2 separate regions of the Homo sapiens genome follow, and region 1 is linked to region 2. A link is an interaction called in ENCODE POLR2A ChIA-PET data of the cell type or tissue named here. Cell type or tissue: Panc1. All regions are shown on one strand. Each heading gives the region's core, and the rest is flanking DNA. Links, peaks and the distances in the headings are about the cores only.

Evidence for each region. Peaks named below come from ENCODE experiments on the same cell type or tissue, not always from the same donor. Only the 100,000 strongest peaks of a DNase experiment are listed, where the experiment ranks them.
Region 1: POLR2A ChIA-PET joins it to region 2 with 11 read pairs; 12 of 35 experiments call an interaction of 5 or more read pairs at or near these places.

What each region holds. Positions count from the first base shown.
Region 1 is chr20:36,749,570-36,752,472 of GRCh38, reverse strand. DSN1 (DSN1 component of MIS12 kinetochore complex) reads left to right here. Exons shown (of 11, transcript NM_001145315.2): 11 at 1-678. Among named protein-coding and RNA genes, the nearest start is that of NDRG3, 4.9 kb to the right of the region's middle. In Panc1, for the core only: no CTCF peak of the experiment used is centred there; no DNase peak of the experiment used is centred there.
Region 2 is chr20:36,834,431-36,837,333 of GRCh38, reverse strand. The region is part of intron 2 of MTCL2 (microtubule crosslinking factor 2); the gene reads left to right. Among named protein-coding and RNA genes, the nearest start is that of MTCL2, 28 kb to the left of the region's middle. RefSeq lists a silencer at 1,342-1,631 and an enhancer at 1,862-1,921. In Panc1, for the core only: a CTCF peak has its summit at 461; DNase peaks (open chromatin) are centred at 453 and 1,563; H3K4me3 peaks cover 1,013 bases; H3K27ac peaks cover 1,669 bases.

The DNA.
Region 1 (2,903 bases), core at 215-2,714, 85 kb after region 2:
ATCATTTAGGACCAAGTCTAAGGAAACATTTTAGTGGCCAAGTTGGATTCCGATTGTAAAGGAATGATACTAATTTTCTAGCATGGCTCTGAAGGTGATTTTAGGTAGAAGAGTTTTGAGGCTGGGCGCAATGGCTCACGCCTGTAATCCTAGCATTTTGGGTGACTGAGGCGGGTGGATTGCTTGAGCCCAGAAGTTGAAGACCAGCCTGAGAAATAAGGTGAAACCCTGTCTACAAAAAATACAAAAAGTTAGCTGGGTGTGGTGGCGTGTGCCTGTAGTGCTAGCTACTCAGAAGGCTGAGGTGGGAGGATTGTTTGAGCCCAGGAGGTTGAGGCTGCAGTGAGTTCTAATTGCGCCACTGCACTCCAGCCTGAGCGACAGAGTGAGACACTGTCTTAAAAAAAATTAAAAATTGTAAAAAAATGAAAAAAAAAGTTTTGAGCATTATTTGCATCATTGGGATACATATGTCACTTCACAAGATGTTCAATTTGAAGGAAATACCACTCATTCTCTATGTCCTGTTGTCTGTAGTGTGCTTCAGTTTTTCATATTGAGTTGACCTAAATCCTGGATTCATGACAAGAAAGGAGTAAGTACTACTATTCATTGTTCTATTTGTTTATAATCTGTATTATAAAATTGCACATAATTAAAAGCTTTCCCTTGTCTTCATCTATGTTTTGAGTGTATAAACAAAAAGGGAGTGCCGGGTGCGGTGGCTCACACCTATAATCCCAGCACTTTGGGAGGCCAAGGCGGGCAGATTGCCTGAGCTCAGGAGTTCACGACCAGCTTGGGAAACATGGTGAAACCCTGTCTCTACTAAAAATACAAAAAATTAGCCGGGCGTGGCGGTGTGCACTTGTAGTTCCAGATAGGAGGGTGAGGCAGGAGAATTGCTTGAACCCGGGAGGCGGAGGTTGCAGTGAGCCGAGATCGTGCCCTTGTACTCCAGCCTGGGCGACAGAGTGAGACTGTCTCAAAAAAAAAAAAGAGGGAGGGCTGGGCATGGTGGCTCACACCTGTAATCCCAGCACTTTGGGAGGCCGAGGTAGGTGAATCACTTGAGGTCAGGAGTTCGAGACCACCCTCGCCAACATGGTAACCCATATCTATAAAAAAATAGCCGGGTATGGTGGCACACACCTGTAATCCCAGCTATTTGGGAGCCTTAGGCAGGAGAATCACTTGAACCCGGGAGGCAGAGCTTGTGGTGAGCTGAGATAGTGCCACTGCACTCCTGGGCAGTGCTTTTTCCCGGGCGAAAAGGCGAGACTCCATCTCAAAAAAAAAAAACCAAAAAAACTAGGAGGGTTTAACAGAAAATAGGATTCTTTGCCAAGATGCTGAAGTGAACAGTAGTGTTGAGATATACCTCTGCATTAATTATCAGTAGAACACCAACTAGGCCAGGCACTTCAGGAGGCTGAGGTGAGTGGTCGCTTGAGCCCAGAAGTTTGAGGCCAGCCATGGGCAGCATGCCAAAACTCTGTCTACAAAAAATACAAAAATTAGCTGAGAGTGGTGGTGCATACCTGTATTTCCAGCTACTTGGGAGGCTGAAGTGAGAGGATCAATTGAGCCCGGAAGGCCAAGGCTGCAGCAAGACATGATCACAGAACTACATTCCAGCCTGAGCAACAGAGTGAGACCCTATCTCAAAATTAAAAAAAAAAAAAAAAAAAAAGCCACACACACACAAAAAAACCCACCATCTAATTTATTACTTACGTTTCTTATTCTGGCCAGGCATGGTGGCTCACACCTGTAATCCAGCATTTTGGGAGGCTGAAGTGGAAAGATCACTTGGGGCTAGGAGTTCAAGATCAGCCTAGGCAAGATGGTGAGACCCCTGTCCCTACAAAAAATTTAAAAATTTTTTAAAATTTGATGGTGTGTGCCTGTAGTCCTCATGCCTGTAGTCCCAGCTACTCAGGAGGCTGAGGCGGGAAGATCCCTTGAGCTCAGGAGTTCAAGGCTGCAGCGAGCTATGATTGTGCCTATGCACTCCAGCCTAGACAACAGCAAGACCCTGGCTCAAAAACAAGCTAAATAAATAAATAAATCCAGGCAGTAGTGCCATGGCATGCTCATGGCTCACTGGACCCTCAACCTCCTGAGCTCAAGCAATTCTTCCACCTCAGCCTCCCAAACAGCTGGGACTACAGGTGTGCACCACCACATCTGACTAATTTTTGTTTTGTTTTGTTTGAGACAGAGTCTCCCTCTGTTGCCCAGGCTGGAGTGCAGTGGTGCCATTTTGGCTCACTGCAACCTCTGCCTCCCGGATTTAAGTGATTCTTCTGCCTCAGCCTTGCGAGTAGCTGGGATTCCACACATGCACCACCACACCTGGCTAATTTTTGTATTTTTAGTAGAGATGGGGTTTCACCATGTTGGCCAGGCTGGTCTTGAACTCCTGACCTTAGGTGATCCACCCAACTTAGCCTCCCAAAGTGCTGGGATTACAGGCGTGAGCCACCGTGCCTGGCCTAACTTCTGTACTTTCGTAGGAATGCGGTTTCTCCATGTTGCCCAGGCTGGTCTCAAACTGGACTCAAGATATACACCCACCTCAGCCTCCCAAAATGCTGAGATTACAAGTGTGAGCCACTGTGCTCAGCCAAAATAAAATGTTTCTTATTCTCTGATCCCACTAAAGGGACAAATCCCATTTCAGTTAAACACCCAGTCATAATCTTAAGTCTTAAACCTTGGCGCAAGTGCCAGTTAATGAGAAATGACATCTCCTTGCTTGGACCTACATTTGTTCTTTATTCCTTTATATATTTACCGAGTACCCGCCATATGCCACACACAGTTCTAGGATTGGAGGAGGGAGCAAAGAGCAAAAACACATGGGTTCTCTCTCATGATGCTCAGTTTGCTGACGATAC
Region 2 (2,903 bases), core at 302-2,801:
AGGTTGGCAGGTGGGATGTCCCCCTGCCTGTCTTCGGAAGCTCTGGTCTGGTGGTGAGAACTCCAGGGCCCCCAGGCCCGGCCCTCTGCCCTCAGAACTCAGCCCAGTGTGATCTGGTGACACGAGGAGCTGGGATGGGGCCCTAGGGAGGCTTCCTGCAGGGGTGACTTCTGAGTGAAGGCCCAAGGGAGAAGTGGGCCTGAGCCAGGAAGGGGGAAAGAGGAAGGTGGCAGAAGATGGCTCCTGTGAGGACCCAGGGGAGCGGCAGGATGCGAGTCAGCCACACACTTACCTGGGGAGAAGTCCCTTCTGTTGGAAGACACTGGCAAACTCAAGCCCTATAGCCTTTCCAGTGGAATATAAAAGAAAAACCTTTGTTAAGGGACCAGGGAGAGCCATGGTTTCAAAGGCCAGCAGAACCAGGGGAGGTAAACAGGAGTGCCTGTTCCAGGAAGCTGCTGGCGCCCCCTGTGGTCTTGTTGGTGCACAATGGGATTGTAGTGCTGTCCTACACATGAGGCAACCAATGGTTGTGTCTCCGCCAGAGGTGGAGGCTCATGCCTGTAATCCCAGAATCCCAGCGCTTTGGGAGGCTGAAGTGGGAGGATCGCTAGAGGCCAATAGTTGGAAATCAGGCTGGGCAACATAGCAAGACCCTATCTCTACAAAAAAATAAAAAAAATTAGCAGAGGCTGGGGGTGGTGGCTCACACCTGTAATCCTAGCACTTTGGCAGGCCGAGGCGGATGGATCACCTGAGGTCAGGAGTTCGAGACCAGCCTGGCCAACATGGTGAAACCCCGGCTCTACTAAAAATACAAAATGAGCCGGGTGTGGTGGTACACGCCTGTACTCCCAGCTACTCAGGAGGCTGAGGCAGATGAATCGCTTGAACCTGGGAGGCCGAGGTTGCAGTGAGCTCACACCATTGCAGTCCAGCCTGGGTGACAGAGTGAAACTCTGTCTCAAAAAAAAAAAAAAAAAAAAAAAAAATTAGCTGGGCGTGGTGGCAAGTGCCTATAGTCCCAGCTATATGGGAGGCCAAGGCCAGAGGATTGCTTGAGTCCAGGAGTTAAAGGTTTCAGTGAGCTATGATTGCAGCACTGCACTCCAGCCTGGGCGACAGAGCGACAAGGTCTCTCTCTAAAAGAAAAAAAAGAATGAGTTAGTTTCCAAGTTCAAAGCGTACCTCTACTTGACAGGGCAGCTCCCGGGCATATTCAGATTCCAATCACTGGGTTGGGAGGGGTGGGGGGTGGTGGGGGAAGGCAGTAGGGAGGAGATGGGGAGGGGGAGGGAATAGCTGGAGAAGCTCAGAGGAATCTGCGTTTGGGCATATAGTGGAGGATTTCTGGGAGGGACACAAAAAAATGTCAGACTTCAGAAAGATGAGGAAGAGGCGGAGGAGAGGCTGGGACCTGGAGCTAGCTGCCGGCTGCGGCGCCTCCGTGGGTGGAGCTAGAGCAGCGGCGGCGGCGGCGGGGAGGCGGGTGTGGGGAGCGGGTGTGTGGCTCTCCGGAGTCTGGGCGGAGAGGAGGGGCCGTTTCTGTTGGGGTTTGAATTAGCCAATCAGCATCCCTCTTGCCCTTCCCTCCCTCCTCTCCCCACGCTGCAGCTGGAGCGCTGAGCTCATCTGCGGGCCTGGGGCCTGAGCTGGATGGACACCTCTGGCCACCACCCTGAGCCCCATGTGCTGGGGTCGTTCTGGGGGGTTTTGGGAAGTTATCAGAATGCTGCTTTCCCTGGCATCGTCTTGGAGGGCTTGATGGACCCGAGTGGGGAGGGGGCGGGCGCTGCCTAGGAGGGTACCTCTGGGACTTCCCCAACTTGCTCTGCCAGCTCCGTGGTCCATGCCCTGACTTGCCCCTACCGCTTGGTGCCTCATTTTCCCCTTCTGTTAAATGTGGCTTTTGACCAGCTGAATCCTCAGGGCTTTTGAGCTCCTGTGGTTTTATGGAGCAGAGGGGTATTGGTGGGGTGGGGTGGGGGGTCATGAATAAAACCACAGGCCTCAGTGCCCCCCCCCAACCCCCAGCTCTCCCTCTCTGCTGGTCCTCACCGTTGACAGGACCTACAGAACCTCGGTGGGGCCTTTGCCCAGCATGAGGAGGGCAAGGTCACGGGGCGGAGAGCTGCTGTGCCACGTTTGCTGTGTGGCCTTGGGTAAGTTCCTTCACATCTCTGAGCTTGTTTCCTCATGGAAAATGGAGATAAAATGAGTCCCTCCCTCTAGAGGTTTTTGTGAGGATAAAATGAAATAATTCAAGTGAAGAGAGTATTAAATACTAGGTCTGGAAATAAACATGTATTGGTTGTGGTTTTCTTTTTCTTTTTTTTTTTAAGGCAGGGTCTCACTCTGTCACCCAGGCTGGAGTGCAGTGGTGTGATCTCAGCAACCTCTGCCTCCTGGGTTCCAGCAATTCTCCTACCTCAGCCTCCCAAGTAGCTGGGATTACAGGCATGCGCCACCATGTCCAGCTAATTTTCGTATTTTTAGTAGAGATGGGGTTTCTCTGTGTTGGCCAGGCTGGTCTCTAACTCCTGACCTCAGGTGATCTACCCACGTCGGCCTCCCAAAGTGCTGGGATTACAGGTGTGAGCCACCATGCCTGGTCTGGTTGTGGTTTTCTTATTGCTGAGAAGAACTCACACAGCAAGTATAAGTTCTTCTGAGCAATACATCAGTAGGACTACTAGTAGTAGTAGGCTAGTAGGACTGGTTGGTAGTAGTAGTAGACTAGTAGTCTGGGGGCGAGGGTAGGCCAGGATCTCAGCCTCCCAGGGTGGATAAAAATCACCAGGAGGGCTTGTTCACAACATACATTCCCAGGACCCGTGAGGAGCTGAGACCGGATACAAGGAGGTCAGGTCCAGGGAATCTGGGATCTAAACTCTGGTCTAAAG